2 separate regions of the Homo sapiens genome follow, and region 1 is linked to region 2. A link is a loop called in an ENCODE intact Hi-C map of the cell type or tissue named here. Cell type or tissue: Caco-2. All regions are shown on one strand. Each heading gives the region's core, and the rest is flanking DNA. Links, peaks and the distances in the headings are about the cores only. Region 1 holds the start of LOC124904222 (a long non-coding RNA gene). Region 2 overlaps ARHGAP29-AS1 (ARHGAP29 antisense RNA 1).

Region 1 (10,672 bases), core at 1,545-9,544, 250 kb before region 2:
CCTGTCTTTAATCTTATTGGTTTTCTCCACCACGTCTATGTCCATTCGGATCTTATACTTCACGTGGGGTGGTAGAGAGCTGGTCCAGGGATACATGTCAGGGAATACCACTCCGGCCCAGAACATGTTTTCCTCCAGTAGAGAGAGGGCACGTTGGGTGAGCTGAGTTTCATCATTGTAGCTTTCAAACTTATCCAGGACCAAGCACTGCAGAGAGTCACAAAGTTGAGAGAGTGTGAGGAGGACCAACTGCAAAGACTCAACTCTACACACAGAAAGTCACAGGATAAGGGCTGCTGTCCCAGGAAATGGTCAAATGCAAGGAGGCCTATAAACTTAATGTTTGCTTAACTCCAGAGTCTGGTGTTAATTTTTCAACGTGTCCAGATGTAGGGGCGCCAGAGAGCTTGGAAGTGCTGACGTGCTCTTATCCCTGCAGAGCTAGTGAGGACCACACTTTCCAGATGTCCAAGGCTGTCCAAATATGCAAGTCTTCAAAATGACAAAAATACTCCAGGCTTTTACTCTCCAGCATGGGGAGGCGAGGGAGTGGGGTCACACTGGCTACAGCCTGCTTTGAAGATCAGAAAGCCTGACGATTAAAGAGCTTTAAAGAGAGAGAGAAACATTCCTAGCCTTGAACCTTTCTGGCTCTCTCCAAACACACAGGATGGCCAGCTGAGGGAAGAGCAAGGAGGAAGAGAGAAAATAACAGACAGCCAAAATAACTTAGTCAGGGAAATCACTTCCAATTACAATTCTGTGACAAGTAATGCTGGGGGAGGAGGAATTTCTATAATATGCCTCTTTTCTTCTCCTGGAAGAGGAAAAAAAAAAACCATTACCCACAAAAGAGCAGAACTAAGAATGTTTGAAAATTTGAATATGATGGTTGTCCTCCTGTATAGATTTGTTAAAGCACTTATATTGCTATTTGCATCTATTTCCTTTTCTTTAACCTCCTGTTCCTATCATTGTGAGGGCTATTGGTGTCGACATTTCTTTCTTAGCATGTAACTCACAAGAAGTCAGATGGTCTTGTCTTGATTAAGTTGTTCCCTGAATGCATACTGAGAATCTGCAATGTGCCAGAGCCTGGTCGACTCTAGGAATACAAGAAGGAAAGATAAACATCTCTTCCTGAAAGAAAGTTGAGAGCTAATGAGGGAGAGGATTGGAGCAAACCAACAACCATAATGTGGAAGGATCAGGTTCTAATGAAAGCAAGCCCAGTGTATTGGGGAAGCCCAGCGGAGGGACGCAGCTAAGTCTTCCTGGAGGGATCAGGGAAGGCTGCCTGGAGGAAGAGCCTCCTGAGTAGGAGGATAAGCAGGAATTAGCCGAGGAGAGGAAAGTGGGGGAAAGGTCAGCTCAGGCACAGGGAACAGCACATGAGGTATCTGGGGACCTACAAGAATAGATCAGTGGTTCCCATCTGTGGCTGTGCTTTAGAACCACTGCGGAGCTTTAAAAGATACCTATGCCAGGCCCTACCCCAAGCAATTAAATCAGAATCTCTAGTGGCAGGGCCAGGGCATCCATATCTTGTAAAAAACTCCCTAGGTAATTGCAAGGCACAGAAGGGAGTGTAGGGTGAAGGGAGGTGAGTGTGACAGCAGCACTAGAAAGGAGGGTGGGACCGGACGGTTTGCCCTGCGGGACTCAGTAGTATGAACGACCAATGCAGGGCTTCCCCGGACACGTGCTTTCAGTGCTAAGACCAGGGGAGTTCTGGGCAGGCCTTAAACAGCCACAGAAGCTAATGTAGGGTTTTGAGCTGGGATATCACCTATGGGATCAGACTATGATCACTGGTAGTGGAGAGGGGGGAAAGCAAGCAGGAAGACTGGGTTATTGATGTACTGCAGGCTTTAAGGAACAGATTCATCCCCACAAACTATCTGTGAGTTACCTGGAATCCTCATTTTACTGAAGAGGAAACTGAGCTTTATAAAGTATCTTATTTTTTTGAGGAGACCTGCCTGAGGTCACCCAGAGAGACAGTGGCAGAGCTGGGACTCCCTCCCCAATTTCACCTTCAGGCCTAGAGTTCTTCCTGCCACACCAGGAACCGTGGGAAAGGCTGGATCCACAGCCTGGCGCTCAGGGCCCTCACTACTATCTTGTCAAGTAGGTGGATCAGCAATTACTACTTATCCTCACTTGGCAGCCCCGGAACTTAGGTTCAACGAGTCTGAGTGACTCCCCCAGAGGCGTGGTAGAGTAGGTATCAAACCCCAGGTCATTTGATTCCACAACTACTACCCGAGAAATAAAGAAACGAGAAAGGCAGACAGGGCGTAAGGACCTGACCACAGAACCAAGCTCCACTGCACTGGGAAGAAGTAGGCAATCCCAATTCATTCGCCGAAACCTCTCACTCCCGAGTCCCACCTGCGCCTCAGAGTATGCACCGGAAGCCTCTGGCGATTCAGAGGCTGTGTTTGAACAAGGGGCTGCACACCCAACACTTCTTGGGCCTCCTGAACTAAACTGTCCCACCTCAGCCTCCATGCCCTGGGGGCAGGTCCCATGTAATGTTCTCAGTCTTCTAGATAAAAAGGAAGAAAACTATTAGTGTTCCAGCTGATATGGGCAGAGGAACACAGGTACATGAAAAATTCTAAAGGGCCCAGGCTTAAGTGACACCACGCTGATGAGATATTAATAATGATCTTAAAATGATATGGAATTGGTATTTCTTTGGGCCCAGGCTTCAGTGACACCATGCTAATGAGATATTAATAATTATGTTAAAAGGAAATGGAATTGGTATTTCTTTAAGAAATACCAGTATGTGTAGTCACCCACCATAGAGCTAAGGGAAATGGAGAATTTTCTTTAGGCAGTGATTCTCTCACAAACAGGCATTGCCTAGCCTAACATTGACCAGTCCTTAAATGAGATGTAGGACTTAAACAGGTCACACACCAAAAGTTGTCAATAAATGTTTGTTTCTTCTGGACAGAAATAATGCAAGGTTTGCTATTGGATAAATAGTTTGGGTCTGTTGAGGGTGGGGGTAGGTGGCATCTAATATGTAGACTGTTAGCACAGTCCCTGACCATGGGCCTGACACCCAGTGTTTGTCAGTACTTAACCCACCCAACCATGCTGCTTGAGGACAAAGGATTGACAGTGTGATGCTTGGGCCAGGGGGCTTCTGAACTGAACTGCTAGAATACATTTTTAAAATATGCATTTAAATTTGCTTTAGGGAGACCTCAATGTTGTACAAAGATAAGTAGTCAAATAATCTTTTTTTATTGGTTTGTCAAGTTTAGAACTGCATATAGAGAATTTTAGTATTGGCAATTAGAGTGAATCTGAAATTTAATTCCTAAAACGAAAAACAAAATTATTTGGGGAGATGAAAGTCTTTGCTCTTCATGTTGTGACACACACATAGAATGTTCTACCAGTTCACTCAGTCATGGGGCATTTGGACAGAGCCCTAGAGGGCTTGTGGTCTGATGTTCTTACTTGGCTGGTGAAGAAATTGGGATCAGAGGAGCAAAGGGCCTTGCCCAAGGTCAATCTAGGTCAGAAGCAGAGCCTGCATCCGTGTCTTCAGTGCTGAGCCTGCAGAGTGCCATGGTTCCCCTATCCTTGCTCTGAGGATAAGCCACACTCTAGCCACAAGCGGGGGTGTAACATCCCTGAACAAGAAGATCTTCTGCTCCAGAGCAGCATTGTTCAGTAGAACTTTCTGCAGTGATGGAATTGTTCTATATCTGCCCTGTCCAATATGGCAGGCAGGAGCCACAAATATCTATTGAACACTTAAAATGTGGCTAATGCATCTGAGGCATTGTGTTTTTACTTTTAATTAATTTAAATTTAAATAGCCCTGCGTGGCTGCTGGTTACTGTATTGGCCAGCACAGTTCCAAAGATAGTACATTCTTTGAGGCTGGGGCCGTGGCTTGTTCGCCGTGGTCTCTAGAATAGCATTTTGTCATGATAGGGCCTCGATATATGTTTACTGAGTTGAGTTGATTTGTGTATTTTGAATATAACTCTGCATCCTACCCTAGAATCACATGATAAACTAGGAGAAATTAATAAAACGTGAATTTTTGCTACAGTGCTAATGACAGTATACCTCTTAAAACAAAAAAGCTAGTAAAAATAAATATATTTTAGTAATATGACTCTCAGAGATATCTGGCCCATTCTCTTTGAACTCCCTTTTCATGTCTTAAGGGGAAATCTATACGGGAATAAGCAGCTGATGTTTTTCAGTGGCATTGCTGACTGCTGTGATGACGTGGGCTCCATCCTGGCTGGTTTATCAGGCAGCTGATTCATAGTCATGTTTCCTGATGCATCCCCCTACAATGATACCTTGATAATCTCTGGGGGAAAAAAAACTTAAAAGATTCTCAAACGTTCATTTACCCTAAAACATCTGACCCATTTTCAAAGGTGCTTTGTCTTCCTTGCCTTGCAAATTGGTGTAGCATAGTGTTTAAGAGTCTAACAGATCTGTTGCCATTTCCTAATTGTGTGGCTTCTGTTTCCCTACCTACAAAATTGAGATATGCCCTATCTCATAGGTTTGTTCTAAGGATCACATTAGACGCTGTTTGTGAAGGGCTTACAATTGCCTCCCTGTAGGAATAAAAGCAGATGCTTGCTGAAGGCTTACTATACGGCCAAAACTGGTCCAAGGACTTTACTCATATTCACCCATTTCATTCTCACAACAACCTTATGAGGTCCAAGTTCACTTAGGAGACACGACTAAGCAAAGTAAACCTCCTCTGGAAAGAGCCTGTGTTTTTAACCACTATGGTATACCAAACCGTCTCACAAATAGTTAGGATCTGATAAATACCATTTTTATGACTGTTTTTGCAAAATATCTTGAAAGTCAACAGACTTTTAAGCCCCAGCCAGGTTACCTTTTAGCCATGGCAGCTGTTTATCAGGGGAGGAAGGGAGCTATTTTCTTTAAATAATATGTCTGGGAACATATCCCATCCTGAGCTGATCCATAACACCTCATTTGGTTAGAACAATGCTATGGACAGATGCCAAAGCCCATGTCCCAGGTGGGCAGTAGGGGAGCTGAGAGGGCGTGGGGCCTCACACACTGATGCTTGCTAGCTGCTTGTTGATCACTAGGTGAAAGTCAGACAACTCTGCCCACAGGAAGGCCTTATAAAGCTAATCCCGAATGTCATCCTCCCCACATCTTCCCTAGATCAAGGTAGAGCAATTGTAGAAGCTGCTTTGGACATGAATCAGAAGTTCCTGGGTCACCCTCTGAAGTATGAGTCATGAGGTGGCCTTGCATTCTCATGGGGAAGCCACCTGCCATGCAGCAAGTGACCTCATTCCCTATTGGTACTTGCTTTGATCCCTGAAATCAAAATCTTGGCTAATGGACATGTATATTAGTGCACGTATGTACATAAGTACGTTTGGGAGACAGAGATGAATGAATAAACTCTCAGCAGAGGTTTTTGATTTTGATATATTTGGTCTGATTAGCTTGCAAGTTAGAATATAGTAGGTTCTATGAGGCTACGGCCATGGAGTCTATGTGTAAAAGCTGTCTGCTTCTACACTAAGAGTAACTATGCAATCATGAATGTTAGGGAAGAATGTAGGTAGACAAGAACTGGCTATTGTAAGGGGCCAGTGTAAGGTGCTCAAACCTAGCACCACTAGTGGGAAAAGGAGTCAAAGGGCATCTTTGCTGAATAAAAACACAGTGTCTTAAGGCCTCAGAGGCAGATTCTGGGCAAATGTTATAGCCGGAGCTCAGAATCTCAAAGAGAACCATTGTAATGCCCTATGACAGCCAATGACAATAAAGCAAGGAAAGGGCTTTCCTCCTCCCCTTTAGTTTCCTAACTGCTGTGGCTGAGCCCAAGTGGCAGGACCACCACCATTTGAAGTCCACACAAGTCCTACAGCTCTTTGTTGGTTGTTTTGCTGGCACTCACCAGGAAGCAGAGTTCACCCTGGCGGAAGAGGTTTGAGCCCTCTCCAGCGCAGGCAGCTGTGTTCAGGACCTCTGGAGAATGCAGTCATTTGTTTACACAGCTAAATCAAACACCTCCTTGGGAGGACAAGCTGCAGTAGCAGCAGGCTTCCTTCTTTAACTGTGACCTCTCTGTCTGTAATTCAAACACATTCAGTAACAGATACATTAAATTATCTGTTAGGTGGGAAATGATGTCCAGTAGAGGCAGAGAAAGAAAGAAAATCTTTCCTTTTGTTTAAACTTGATGATCAAAGTGGGGAGCAACCCTGTGCTGACGTGGCATAAGAGGACATATTTTGACGAATACATCCAGGACGTGCTAGGAGTGAGGTCTTCGAGGGTAAGGGAGCCACTGCCCGCTTAGAGATGTTGGCTGTATAATCCCGCCTCTCACATCTGTAACTCCTAAACTCAGGCTGAGAACAAAGCGGGCGATGAATGCCAGCGGAGGGCTCAAGTGGCCCTGCTGGTGTCAAGGTAGACACCTGGGGTTCCTTTTGAGAAATGCCAATGGATGTGGGCAAACATCCCAGAATGAGTTTCCTGGCTAATCTAAACAGTAACATTCAAGATTTATTTCCCACTACATGGAAAAATCCACTGGATAAAACAGCCTTGGGCTATCTGAATTGGTTGGAATGGTGAGTTAGAGGCCGAAGGCACTGCAATAAATTTTATCTTGCACGCTGGGCACCGCAAACAGACATCTGAAACGTTCACCCACAGAGAGTAAGGAAACACATGACGACTGGAAAACAAAGGGACAGGAAATGCACAGCTGTTAAAAAATGTCTGTCTCTAAAATAAACAACTTAAATACAATAATGAAACAAATAAAAAGATCAAGTTGGAGGACAAAGATTCACACTGGGGCAAAGCCACGAGGTAATGCCTGCGTCTAACTGGGTCCAAAGGAAGAGAATCACCTGGCTGACAACTGCAGGGCACTTGAGCTCTTAAAGTTTCTTGTTGAATCATCCCAACAACTTGGGCACATGGATGCTACTATATTCAAAACATCTGCTAATCAACAGAGCTGGGCACTGACCAATCAGACCACATTCTGGCCACAAACACCCATTTCAGCCACACCAGTGAATGCCACTTGAACTGCAGTTTGGGTTATCATCCTCAGTTTTCTGGCAGTAAAACAGCAAAGTTGCCTCCAATCACAGAGCCTATTGGTGCAAGAGATGGTGTCCTTTCACCTATAGGTGAAGCTTTTGCAAGCCGTGCCTGCTGACTCCAGGCACTACTTCTTCTCCCCTGATGCTGCAGCCACACCTCTGCCCAGCCCATCCATTTCTCTTGAGCTTCACATCTCTGCACTTTGCTTATGCCCTTCCTCCTGCCTGAAATTGTCTTTCTTCCTTGCTTAGCTGGAAAATTCAACCTTTACAGCCCAGAGAAGCATTTATGAGCGTCTATTCTATGTGACTACAGCTCCACTAAGGTAAGTTGGGAAGTCAAAAAGAAAAGTAAGGCAGTTTCGGCCCTTGAGGGGTTCAGGGCCATGAAGGTGCGGAGGCGTATAAACAAATCATGATCAAGGGCTACAGGGAAGGGAATGGTGCACAGAAGAAGGCCCGAAACATAGGACCTGAGTCCTGAAGCGTGGGTGTGGGTGTTGACCTGGCAGTCGAGTGGGGGAAGGATGGAAAGGCTCAGTGGTACCAGGTGGGAAGCCTGGGGCAGTCCCATAGAACATGGAAGAAGCATGAAGGGCTAGACTGGGAAGGCCTTTACCTTAACAGCAATGAGGAGTCACTGTGGAGCTGTGGGCGCTAAGTCTTGGCAAGCCTGGGATTTTAGAAAGATCTTGCTGGAAGCAGTTGAGAGCTGAACAGCAAGAGACTGGCGGCCTGGCAAACAGCTAAGAGAGACAGTACACGCTTCTGTAAATGGAGGCCATAAATGGGAAAGAAGGAGGAATTTCAGAGATAATTTGGAGGAAGAATTGACAGTGCTTAGAGGATTTATGATGTTTTGAATTGGATTTGTACAATCTGTTTCTACTCTGTCAGATTGAATTATGTTCTGCTAGTCCTCTGAGATACCACTATTATGGCATTATTTAATGACATGCTTATCTCTCCAATGTGAGCTTCCAAGGAATCAGGGATTAACAGCATTTATTCAAATGTAGGTAGCTCAATCCATGCAAATGCATGAATGACTGAATGAATTCACATCTTTTTGGTTTCCTACTCTAATCTAGCTACTTTCAAGCAGGAAAATCCAATCATAATAGTGCCTATTATGCTGCATATTATAAAATAATGTCTTCCTTCATTGGATTCATTATATAATTTATCCAGAGAATACTTTCTGAGCCCCCTATTAATGTGGGCTGCATATGACAGCAGAAAGAGCTTTCTCATCAGAGCCAGGCAGCTCTGGATTATAATTCCAGATCCCCCATTTAGCTGTTGTGTTACATTAGACTGTCAACCTCTTTGAGTCTGTTTTTAATTCTATAAAATGACAATTATGCTTACTAGGCAGGTAATTGGGAGTATTGCATGAGATGACATGTAACAGTGCCCAGCATGTGGCTGGCTCATAGCAGCTTCAATATCAGTCCACCCTATGAGCTCCATTGATTACTATTTGGACCTCCACCCATGACCCCGGTCTACCCCTTGCCCACATTTTCCTTCCTCAGGCCAGTTATATGTTTCTTAGAGACTAGAGGTATGAAATGAGGTCATTGCCTATGAGTTGCTTAGGATCTAGTTCATGGCTCTTGAAATAATATTGTTTGTGTGATGCAGACTTCTGTGCTCTTTCTCACGATCCCCTGATTTCTCCCTAGCCTTCCAATGCACATCTAGAGTCAATGAATTAATAGAAGAAAGAAATAGGACAGATAATTCACAAATATTTATATATCTGAGTCTAAAGTACATTACATGATCAGCAGCTTTATCTTCTTAATCCTATTTTTTCTTAGGTTATCCTGAAAAATACATTCCCTGCGTACATTCTGTTTGGGTGGTGGTGGCATGTGGCCAGGAACATGCAAGGTTACAGAGAAAAAATAGTCCAAATCTCTGGCCTTTGAGAATTCATCAGCAAGATAATCACCATGTAGACAATAAGGAGTTATGCACATGTATTGACTGTGTTGACAGCAGAGGAAAAAGCAGTTAATGAATGCATGTTTTTTCACAGCTTAGAGAAATACAGTGGTTACTGGTTAAAGTACAATTTTATGCCTTGATCAGAGGTATTTTCGTATTAAAATCTGGCTGAATTCAGCTTCCTATATCAGCTTCCTGATGTGAAATTCAAGACCTGAAAATCAAATATATTATGAAATGAAAATACACTGTGAACTCTGAATAGTATTTCATCTGTGCCAGGCCTAACCTTTTGCTAAACAAAAAATCCAAAGGGGAGGGGTGTGTATGCTTGTTTTAGCTGAAGGGCAATAAGAAGAATAATGTATTAATTTTTCTAATTGAGCTTTTCTCCAGAAGCAAAATATATGTGAATAAAGACACATATAAATTAGAACTATAAATGAATACACATACCAGTTTAAGATATTTGCCTGTATGAGGACCCATTTGTCCTGTGTCCTTAGATTTGGAGAAAAGGGTGATTGGAAGGCCCATGGGAATGAATGTCTCCCCATGAGTGATGTGAGGCTCCCCAAACCACCATCATCTATTTTCCTACTCCACTGCCTGCCTTCTAACTGGGCCGTCTGACTTCCATTTATTTCCCCCTGCTAATGGGAGGGGATCAGAGGAAAGACAGAATGTATTTATGGGGTGAATGAGATTGCAGACCCTATTGTGGAGGGGGTCTGAGACAGCAGACCATGGTCCACAGAAATGCCAGCATGGTGGTTAGGCCGCCCTCCTGGGAGGGGCCTGTACTCTCTGCTCAGAACCCCCAGGCAGGCCTTCAGCAGCCCAGTGAAGCAACATCCTTGCTTTCAGAGCCATCAGCAAAGAGTTTTCATGGCCTCTCTGCTACTAAGCCATCCTCAGGGTGGGGACATGAATGATTTTCAAGTCTCCTCCAGACTTCCCAAAACACGAGAACAGAAGCAGAAAAATCCAGGACAAGCCACAGTGATGTGTTTCTTCCTCACACATTTCCTCCCCGCTATCTTCTCCTTTCTGTTCATTGCCCCTTGCTTTCCTCCTCCCCCACCCCAAGGGCAGGAAGATCAGAAACCACATCATCACAGCTGCTGGGCTTCTGCTCCCATCATACCCCTCTGCTCAGAGGCCCTCGTGAAGTCCTGGCGGCCCCGGAGGATGTGATTTGCAGCGTTGTGATTCCTAGAGGAGCACCAGCTTGGAGGCTGGGCCTATTTACAGGAGGCACTAACATCATTTCCTCTCCTAAGCAGTGTTTTTTGGCTTGTATTTTGTTAAAAAGCTAATATTTATTAAGTGCTTACTATATGTCAGTGCTTTGCATGAATTAGCTCATTTAATTCTCATAACGAGCCTATTAGGTAAGTGCTATTAATATCCCTATTTTATAGACTTGGAAACTGGGCACAGATAATAGGAATTTGAACCCAGGCAGTGTGGGTCCAGAGACTGAATTCTTAACCATTTAAGCAATTAATATATTTTAAGTATCTGTTTGGTGCCTGGGGCTGCATTAGGAACAAGCTGCTTGGAAAAAATAATCCTTCTGGAAAACAAGA
Region 2 (10,672 bases), core at 1,469-9,468:
GTCTGCTTCATCAGTTTCTGAGTCATCCTTCCCTATAGGTACTTCAATCTCAGTGACTACCCCTTCTCAATCTCCTTTGCTGGGTGCTGCAGCTTCCTGAATTCTGAATGGGAGAGTGCCTAGGGCTCCAGCCTCAGACCTCATCCTTTCTTCAGCCATATCTCATTTGGTCTGTGGCTTTATGTACCAGCTATGTGCTAAGTCATAAACATTAAAATTCCAGTATGGGCCCCTTCCCTGTACCCCAGACAGATCTCAATCACCTTCTCAACACATCTTCCTGGATGTCTAATGAGTGTGTGAAACCCATGTGTCAAAACTTGAACTTCTGATCTTTGCCCCTAAACCTATAGACTTTCCCATCTCAGTAAATGACAACTTCACTCTTCTAGTTGCTTTGGAAAATCTCCTTCCTTTTCTCTTCCTCCTGCTGCTCCTTGCCCCAAGGCCTTTGTACTCTCTGCCCGAGATGCTCTTCCCCCTAGTTATCCATCCACATGGCTTGCTTCTTCCTCTCATTAGGGCATCTTCCATAATGGCATCATCTCAGAGAAAACTTCCCTGACTAAGAAACAAGACCCTCTTTCTCCCCACAATCACCCCTGCTTTGTTTTTCTTCAAAATACTTGTTCCTATTTGATATTAACCCTATTATTGTTTAAAGTGTATCTCCCCCCATCTCATGCCAGTTAGAATGGCGATCATTAAGAAGTCAGGAAACAACAGATGCTGGAGAGGATGTGGAGAAATAGGAGCGCTTTTACACTGTTGGTGGGAGTGTAAATTAGTTCAACCATTGTGGAAGACAGTGTGGTACAAGGATCTAGAACTAGAAATACCATTTGACCCAGCCATCCCATTACTGGGTATATACCCAAAGAATTATAAATCATGCTGCTATAAAGACATATGCACACATATGTTTATTGCGGCACTATTCACAATAGCAAAGACTTGGAACCAACCCAAATGTCTATCAGTGATAGACTGGATTAAGAAACTGTGGCACATATATACCATGGAATATTATGCAGCCTTAAAAAAAGATGAGTTCATGTCTTTGCAGGGACATGGATGAAGCTGGAAACCATCATTCTCAACAAACTACCACAAGAACAGAAAACCAAACACTACGTGTTCTCACTCATAGGTGGGACTTGAACAATGAGAACACTTGGACACAGGGTGGGGAACATCACACCCCAGGGCCTGTCGGGGGGTGGGGAGCTTGGGGAGGGATAGCATTATGAGAAATACCTAATGTAAATGACGAGTTAATGGGTGCAGCAAACCAACGTGGCACATGTATACATATGTAATAAACCTGCACGTTGTGCACATGTACCCTAGAACTTAAAGTATAATAAAATAAAATAAATCTCCCCACTGGAAGGTAACTTTTTGAAGGCAGCAAGTTTGAACACTTTGTTTACTACTCTGATCCCTAACACTTACAACAGTATCATTTAAAACATAGCAGCCACTTGGTTTAAGAATGAACTTCCAGGGAGTCAAAGTTGTTCAAAAGCACAAGGCTGCTTCAGAAAGCTGCCTCTCAGAGTCATTGCATTAGGCAAGCAGTGACCATCTGGGCGGGCATCAGGGACATGAATAAGTATTGGGGTTAACTGAACCCAAGACTCCATGATTCTGGGGGATTGTGCTCCCTGAAGTCATCAGTAGCTCCCTGAACAAAGAACCCACAGGTCTTTCTCATTTATAACACTTACAGATGAAGTTTTCTCTCTCCTTTCCCTCGGCTTAAGAGGCAGCACTGAGTTGACCAAGTCCTCCACCCATTCTCTGACCACCACTCAGACAGACCCCTTTGCTGGCTCCTCTTTCTCTTGCTAGCCCTTTAAACCTGTGTGTTGCCAAACAGTTTTTTTACTTTAACACTCTCTCTAAATGCCTGTTAATCATTATCTAAGATGATAGCATGAGAAAGATTGCAAAAATGCTAGGAGTAATATTTAAAAAGCACAATACATTTTGCTTTGCATGTTGGTGAAGTCTCCTGATTTTTATTCAGAAGACCTAGGCTTGAGCTACTTACCCATTTTGTGTCTGGGGTCAAGACTCTTAACTTCTCTAGGCTTCTATTTCTGCATTTATAAAACAAGGAGAATAATATCTCACCTTACATGCATTATCTTAATGTATGAGGTTTGGGTGATACATGTGTGGATAGGTTTTATAAAATATCATCTGATCTATAAATAGAGATTTTATTATGATAGACCATAAAAAGGGGTCACTAAACCATTGTCTATAGAAGATAATAATTGATATAGGGCTGGGCATGGTGGCTTACACCTGTAATCCCAGCACTTTGGGAGGCCAAGGTCGGCAGATCCCTTGAGGTTAGGAGTTCAAGACCACCCTGGCCAACATGGCAAAACTCTGCCTGTACTAAAAATATAAAAATTAGCCTGGTGTGGTGGCAGGTACCTGTAATCCCAGCTACTCAGGAGGCTGAGGTACGAGAATCTCTTGAACCCAGGAGGTGGAGGTTGCAGTGAACTGAGATAGCACCACTCCACTCCAACCTAGGCAACAGAGCAAGACCCTGTCTCAAATAATAATAATAATCATAATAATAATTGGTATAGGCAATTGTCTTTTCATGTCTGTGTCTGTAAGGAGAAAGTCGTACTTGTAGGCCTGTGATTGTTTTTAGGCCCTCTCTCAAGATCCAATCAAATCAGTAATGCACTGTAACTGCCCATAGACCCAGGCTTATAGCCTCAAATAATCTACAAATATGCAACCAAAATAATTAAGCTGAAGTGCTTCTTTTGTCCAAATAAATCAGGCCACTTTTTCATATATAGAAATTAACAGTTCCTGAATCTTTTTTTTTTTTTTTTGACAGGTTCTTGCTCTGTTGCCCAGGCTGGGGTCTAGTGGTACAATCATGGCTCACTGCAGCATTGACCTCCTGAGCTCAAGCCGTCTTCTCACCTCAGCCTCCCAAGTAGCTGGGACTACAGGTGCACATCACCACATCCAGTTAATTTTTAATTTTTTGTAGAGACAAGGCCTCACTATGTTGTCAGGTTGATCTTGAAATCCTGGGCTCAATTGATCCTCCCACACTGGCTCTCTGGGATTACAGGCATGAGCCACTGCACCCAGCCCCCTGAATCTTCCTTGACTTCATTCACACCAGCCCTGCCTGTTTGCTGAAGGTTGCTGGAATCTGGCTGGATCATCTTTCCAGGAAAGGGGGCTTATTTGGGGTTTCAGGCAGGCATATCAGCACATTCCTGTATAAGACTAGGGGAGTTTCAGCATATTCCAGGCTGACCTTTCCTTTCAGTTGCAGATCAGACAGAGTCAACCTTAGTTTTATTTAGTTGGTTTATTGTTGTTGTTTTCCCTCTGTGACATAGAAGCGTGCACTTTGAGGGGGAAAAAAAATCCTACCTGTTTTACAGTTAGTTCCATGAGAAGCCAAACTAGTTATTAAAAGTAAGAAATATTTTAAGTTGCTCAGCTGAAATTTTAACAGCTCTTGTCTAATCGTTAACATACAAACCTCCCTAACCAGAATATTTGTGGGGGATGACTTCTTAACAGGATCTAAAATCAGCAGTTTCCCAAAAAGCCTGTTAAAAATTACACATCTGGAATTTTGTCCTAGTCTGACTAGGCTGCTGAATTCCCTTTTGATGTTTCCTGGGGGGTGGGGAAGAGATAAATAGCCTGATTTCATTTAATGTAGTACATTTCTTTGAAATCTGGTGTCAAATTTTGAGTATTTGCTGAAAGGTAGGGTGACCAATCATCCTGGTTTTCTTGGGATTGAGGGGTTTCCAAGGACACAGGATTTTCTTTGATTTGGGAGGCCAAGTTGAGCTGATCATCCTAAAAAGGAAACCCTAGTCCAAATCACTCACAGGACAGGTGAAGAAACTGAGGCCCAGCAAGATGAAATCATTTGCCACCATATTACATAGTTAGCCAACACTGACTGCATTGCTGGGACCAGAACCCAAATCTTCTAAGTCTTAGTTCAAAGCTCCACTGACCCACTTGACTTCTCCAAACTTAAGTTTGATGACTGGTTTGTCGGTATTTGACTGCTTTATTTAATTTATATGTGAGCAGAGGAAAGCGATAGTCCAAGTACATTCTAATCAGTGATCATAAAGACACAGATGTTCTAAAGCAACATAAAAGTAACATCTACTGAACACCCATGTTCATAACAGCATTACTCACAATAGCTAGAATGTGAAAGCAACCCAAATGTTCATGGATGGATGAATGGATAAGCCAAGTGTGGTATATACATACAATGAACTATGCGATTCAGTCTTAAAAAGGAAGGAAATTCTGACATTTGCTTCAACAAAAATGAATTCTGGGACATTATACTAAGTCAAATAAGCCAATCACCAAAAGACAAATTCTGTATGATTCTACTTTTATGAGGTACTCTATGAGTGGATACTTACAGATCTAAGATATAAATACTATACTTAGAGTATTTGTCTACTCTAAGTAGTCAAAATCACAGAGCCAGAAAGTAGAATGGTGGTTTGCTGTCAGCTTGAGGGAGGGAGGAATGGAAGTTATTGTTTAACAGGAACAGAATTTCAGCTTTGTCAGATAAAGAGAGTTCTGGCTAGGCACGGTGACTCAGGCCTGTAATCCCAGCACTTTGGGAAGCCGAGGTGGGCGGGTTGTTTTAGCCCGGGAGTTTAAGACCAGCCTGGGCAACATGGCAAGACCTCATCTCTACAAAAAAAACAAAAAAACAAAAAAACAAAAATTAGCCAGGCTTGCTGATACATGCCTGTAGTCCCTGCTATTAGGGAGGCTAAAGTGGGAGGATTGTTTGAGCCCTGGTGTTTGAGGACGCAGTGAGCTATGATGTTGCCACTGCACTCCCAGCCCAGGTGACAGAGCGAGTCTCAAAAAATAAAAGAAAGAGTTCTGGAGATGAATGTAATGATGGTTGCACAACAATATAAATGTACTTAATAACACTGAACTGTACACTTAAAAATGGTTGATAGTACATTTTATGTTGGATCTATTTTATCACATTTTTTTAATGGAAAAATAAAATAATAACTACAAATAGCTCATCTATTCCATTGGTGCAATGTTTCTGTTAAAGAGGTCTGCAAAGTGCTTTGCAGCCATTTATTAGCTTTGGGATGTTTTGTCAAATCAAACCACATTCTTTAGATAAGGAGTTTGGTTTGCTTTGATATTTAGTGACCTTCCCTTAGCTAGGGCATAGAATTTCCAGATGTGCAACACTCCCAACTTCTAGCTGCAAGCTCACAGCCTGGCACATAGTAAGTGCTCCATAAACATTTTTTAAATAAATAAATAACAGCAAGGACTAATATTTATTTGAAGCATTTATTCAGAGGTGGGTTGAACTTGAAGCTGGTGACGCTTAAGCTTCAGGATGTCTCACTTTAATAAGCCTTTTTCTAGACCTTGTGTGCGGGCGAGGGGAGGACCTGAGCAATGTGTTCACATAGTCACATATTCATATAAAACTTGCAAAAGTAAGATTTATCTTCTTTTCATTAAAGAGGGCTTCCGAAGTTGTGTAGTCTTCAAGTCCCATGAAACCCAAATCTGTCCCTGTACTTACTGCCTTTCTAAGTACTCTATGAATTCCTTTCCATGGTTTCCTCATGCAATTCTCACAACAACCCTATGAGGTAGAAGCTATTATATTCACTTCTGAGATGAGGAAATTGGGCAGCTCCACCATGGTTACCCCATGAGGGAGTGATAGGCAAGGACTTTCACTCTGGCATTTGAGACTAACTCTACAACTCCACTGAACACTAGGGATGGCCAAACCTAACTCTAGCTCATGTTAAATTAGGCATGTAGCCAGGTGTGGTGGTGCGTGCCTGTAATCCCAACACTTTGGAAGGCCGAGATGGGAGGATCTCTTGACCCCCAGAGTTCGAGACCAGCCTGGGCAACACAGCAAGACCTCATTCCTACGAAAGAGTTAAAAATTAGCCAGGTGTGGTGGTGCATCCCTGTAGTCCCAGCCAGTTGCGAGGCTGAGGTGGGAGGATCTGTTGAGTGCAGGAATTTGAGGCCGCAGTGAACTATAATTGCACCACTGTATTCCAGCCTGGGTGATGGACCAAGATCCTGTCTTAGAAAAAAGAAAAAAAATTAGGTGTGGTCTTGGTAAATACTACAATTTCACCTGATGTAACTGTAATAGCAACAATTGCATGATTGGCTGGTCTTTAAAAATAACCTGTGATTTGGGGAAAACATTTATTTTACAGGTTTTTTCCTGTCCCTATAATACTCACTTCATATTTTTGTTTGGTAAGATAGAAGGAAGTTTGGGAAAGGGGAAAATGAAAAGGGCAAGGCCAAAGAGGAGAAAGGAACAGAGATGTCATCCTATGTTAAGGAAGATTCTCCTCGCCCCCTCCACAGTTTCTTTCTCTTTCTTTTTGAAGGATGTGCAAGGGTGCTTTGTCTCTTGGGGAGTTCCACTCCCGTTTCAACTGTTCTCTGAATCTGCTCAACTTCTGCATTAGAGTCCCTATTTCTAGTCTGACAGTCCTACAAGTCAAAGGGCAGAAAGGAATCTTTCCTGTAAACATCCTCTGGGCCACTCCTGGAAAAGGTGACCAGCAACCACCGCTTCCTGTCTTTATTCTGACTCTTGGAGCAAATAATACAGTTTTCTATTCCTCTAAGATTTCTTGGAGCCAATAGGAGAACAGAACTGAAAACGTCATAGGACTGAAAATATCCTCCTATTGAGGATGCTGCTTTCTTTAGATTCAGGTTCTCCGCTTTAAAAAGTCATTCCCACCCCTGGCTTCCACACAGATGCTGGGGATACGCACTGTGCCTGGCACTTAGGAAATGCTGCTCACTGACTCCCACCTCCTCAGAGAGGTGCTGCCATTAACCCAAAGACAACCCCTCCCCAGTTTTGTGTCCCCCTCCCCCACTGCCCAGAGTTTTCTGTCTTGATTTCCCTATTTCTGACTGCAGTGCAGTTATCACCCAGCTGGTCAAACCCCAGGGTCACTCTGCCCACCCTTCGCTTCCCTCAGACTTCATTAATCACCAAGTACCATGGGATTTCCTTCCTATTCATGCCCATACTCATTCTCTGTTTTCCATTTTCTTTGCTGATACTTTGTTCAATGCCCTGCTTATTTTGGGCCTGGGACATTACAATTGCTTCCTGGCGGGGTTCCCTGCCTTTAGAGTCGCTCCCTGCTAAAAGTGGATTTGTCATGTAGCTAACAAATCTCAAGCTCCAGGACAGATGCTTGTACCTAATTTTGTATCTTGTGACTTTATATTCTCGATCTGCCCCACCCCCTATCCATTTGGCACTCAGCTGCCAGATTAATCCTTTTTACAATAGGTTTTATTTTTTGAGCAGTTTTAGATTCACAGCAATATTGAGCAGAAAGTACAAAGAGTTCCTGTGTGTCTCGTGTCCCCAGACACACACACAGCCTCTCTGATTATCAGCATCCCACATCAGTATATTTGTTTCAGTCAATGAACCTACATTGATACATCATTATCTCCAGAAGTCCATAGTTGACATTGAGTTTAATCTTTTAAAAATACTATTCTTTCAGCTGGGCGTGGTGGCTCACGTCTCTAATCCCAGAACTTTGGGAGGCCAAGGTGGGTGGATTATCTGAGGTCAGGAGTTCGAGACCAGCCTTATCAACACGGTGAAACCCCATCTCTACTAAAAATACAAAAATTAGCCAGGTGTGGTGGCGGGTGCCTGTAATCCCAGCTACTTGGGAGGCTGAGGAAGGAGAATGGCTTGAGCCTGGGAGGCGGAGGTTGCAGTGAGCCAAGATCGTGCCATTGCACTCCAGCCTGGGCAACACAGCTAGACTCTGTTTCAAAAAATAAAAATAAAAAATAAAAAAATACTATTTTTTCATATCACTGGTCTGCTTTAAAACTATTCATAAAAATGCTGACCATCAGGACATATTTCAGAATTCAAGGAAAAAATTGAAAAAATAAAATAAAATTCTGTCCATATCTCCAAAGTCTATGTCCTTACTTGGATATTCAAGGCTTTCCACGATCTTCCCCAGCTTTCAACCTGATTTCTCAAGAGTCATCTGCGCATGCCCTTTGCAGGGGGTGCTCTTCACCGACTCCTACCCGCTGTCCCCATCATCACATCTGTGGCTCTGCTACACGTAAAATCTGATTGAATTCAACTCCACAAAAATGTGCTGTGACTTACTTAATCTAGGATGTCTATCTGCCTCCATTCTGACCATGAAAAACCCACCCAGTTTACTATGCCAGTCCACGAGCCCCTCCTGGCTGCAATCCTGTTTGCCTCAATAGCAGTAGTTTCTAGCTTGAGAGGGGTTGAAGTGGACTAGTAAGACTTTTAAAAACAATAATAAAGTACAGGGAGGCCGAGGCAGGCAAATCACCTGAGATTGGGAGTTCGAGGCCAGCCTGGCCAACATGGAGAAACCTCGTCTCTACTAATAATACAAAATTAGCTGGGCGTGGTGGCATATGCCTGTAATCCCAGCTACTCGGGAGGCTGAGGCAGGAGAATCACTTGAACCTGGGAGGCGGAGGTTGCAGTGAGCTGAGATTGCACCATTGCACTCCAGCCTGGGCAACAAGAGCAAAACTCTGTCTCAAAAAACAAAAACAAAATAATAAAGTACAACATCTGATTGTCAATTTTTTATTCTGCCAAATAAGAACTTAAAAAACAACTACCACCATCACAGTATCTTATTTTAAAAAAGACATTTACTAATCAAAAAGCATAAAAGGCATAATATCAGAATAACTGTTGGTTCTTCAAATGTAATTCACTTAGCTTTAGGAAAAAAATCATTTTTAAAAAAAATTGTATGACTGTCTGAGGTACTGAAAACTGTTCAGACTGGCATTTGGGAGTGATTCTACAGTGCTTCTGGTCTCCACCACCTGTTTCGCATTTAATCACAGGCTGCCTTGGGGCACATTTTCATTGTTGCCTCTCTATTTAACTTCTTGTGCACATATGTTATTTCCCCAACTGGAAGGTAAGCTTTATAAGGAATCTGTAAAAGGACTGCACGCTTAACTTTCCAGCAAGGCTTTGCACACAGAAAATGTTCAATAAATATTTGTTGAATGAATGAATCAACCTTTTCTAAGCCTGTGCTAACCAATAAATCTCCTCTTAATGAGATCTGAGCGCCCCATCCTGAGGCAATTTCTCTCAACAGACTTCTTTAAAATGAATTATCCAGTACAAATTGCTTTACTTTTGAGTGAAGCCTAAAAATAAAAATTGTTTAAACCTGATATGAAAAGTAAACAGTTTTTTCCTCAGGGCAGTAGCAAGCCCCAACAGGGAGGAGAATCAAGACACAAACACACTTCTGTACCCGCCATTTAATTGATCCTAGTTATTTTGGGCTTTGTTGGTAGGCATGCACACAGTCCATGCTTCTGGCTTGACTTGACTGCATAGGGTGGTTGGCATTCTTTCTGGGGCTCTCACCCCTGTGCCTAAAGCCTCCACGATAACCATGTTGTGCCTTTCCCTCTCTCTACTCGGGTAACTTGGAAAGAAAGGTTAGGAAGAAGCTTAACATCTGGCTAGCCAAGCCTTGGTTTTAGATTCCAGAGTTGATACAGAGCAATTCAGAAAAGTGTCTTTTGGATTTAAAGCATTGTTTTTGCTCAGGATCTCGAGTTACCTTCAAAAAATTTAAATAAGATAAGGCCACATCCTTGCTTAAAACATTCATCAACTTTCAATTCAATTCCATTCAACGGCTATTGATTGAAGACCTGGCCCTGAAGAACAGAGCCGGAATGCCAGGCCCTGTTCTAGATGTTGGGGATATGTCAGTAAACAAAGCAGACAAAACTTTCTGCCTCACCGAAGCTTAGAGGGAGGTAGGAGTGAGGTGGGGGAGACAAACAAGAAAGATAATGAATAAATAACATATTATTTCTGTGTTAGAAGGTGATAGATGCAATGGAAACTAATTGGAGCAAGGGGGTGTTGCAATTGGGACGGGAGGGACAGAGGAGGCCTCGTTGAGAACGTGGGTGGAGCAAAGGCTTGGAGGAGGTGAAAGGTGTGGCCATGAGACCATTTGGGAGAAGAGGAAATGCCTTCCATATCATGACCTCACCCAGCACCCTCTCACCCTGTGGCCCTCCCACACGGATCTCCAGCAGCCCCTGCAGTCTCCTCCCCACCTCCAGGCTTCACACACATTGTTTCATCCTCAGGACTGTATTTTCCTTCCCTGTCTCTTGACCAACTCCTCATCCTTCCGACCTCAATCTAAATGCCACCTCCTCTGGTGGGCTTTTTTTTGCTGCCCCTCATCCATTATAACTTAGATGCCCTGCCACAGTCATAGCCCTCCCTTCAGATACTTAATAAATACTGTTTGAATGAATGAACAAAGAAAAGGGCTCAAAGCGGGTGTTGAGGACAGGGATTCTGACTCATTGATTTATCCCCAGTGCTGGGCACATTGTTGAAGGTATTTGGTAGACTTTATCTTCATAAATAAGCTCCATTATCAAGGATGGATAGAATGATTATGTTATGGCTTACTTAAATTTAAGCATAATAATACTATAAACAAGATTTGTTAAAGGGGGAGTGAAGCATTAAATTGTG

The links. Hi-C counts contacts between places; a loop is a spot of excess contacts. Peaks named below come from ENCODE experiments on the same cell type or tissue, not always from the same donor. Only the 100,000 strongest peaks of a DNase experiment are listed, where the experiment ranks them.
Region 1: it touches region 2 in a loop (4-fold over the local background); 6 of 110 quality-filtered maps call a loop at or near these places.

The regions. Positions count from the first base shown.
Region 1 is chr1:94,063,111-94,073,782 of GRCh38, forward strand. ABCA4 (ATP binding cassette subfamily A member 4) reads right to left here. Exons shown (of 50, transcript NM_000350.3): 12 at 2-207. LOC124904222 (a long non-coding RNA gene) reads left to right here and starts at 7,249. Exons shown (of 2, transcript XR_007066231.1): 1 at 7,249-7,450. RefSeq lists enhancers at 4,756-5,955, 6,146-6,703 and a silencer at 8,903-9,197. In Caco-2, for the core only: no CTCF peak of the experiment used is centred there; DNase peaks (open chromatin) are centred at 5,268 and 6,011.
Region 2 is chr1:94,312,760-94,323,431 of GRCh38, forward strand. All of the region lies in intron 2 of ARHGAP29-AS1 (ARHGAP29 antisense RNA 1), which reads left to right. It also overlaps a transcript of ARHGAP29 not described here. Among named protein-coding and RNA genes, the nearest start is that of ARHGAP29-AS1, 70 kb to the left of the region's middle. RefSeq lists an enhancer at 4,414-4,708. In Caco-2, for the core only: no CTCF peak of the experiment used is centred there; DNase peaks (open chromatin) are centred at 3,102 and 4,662.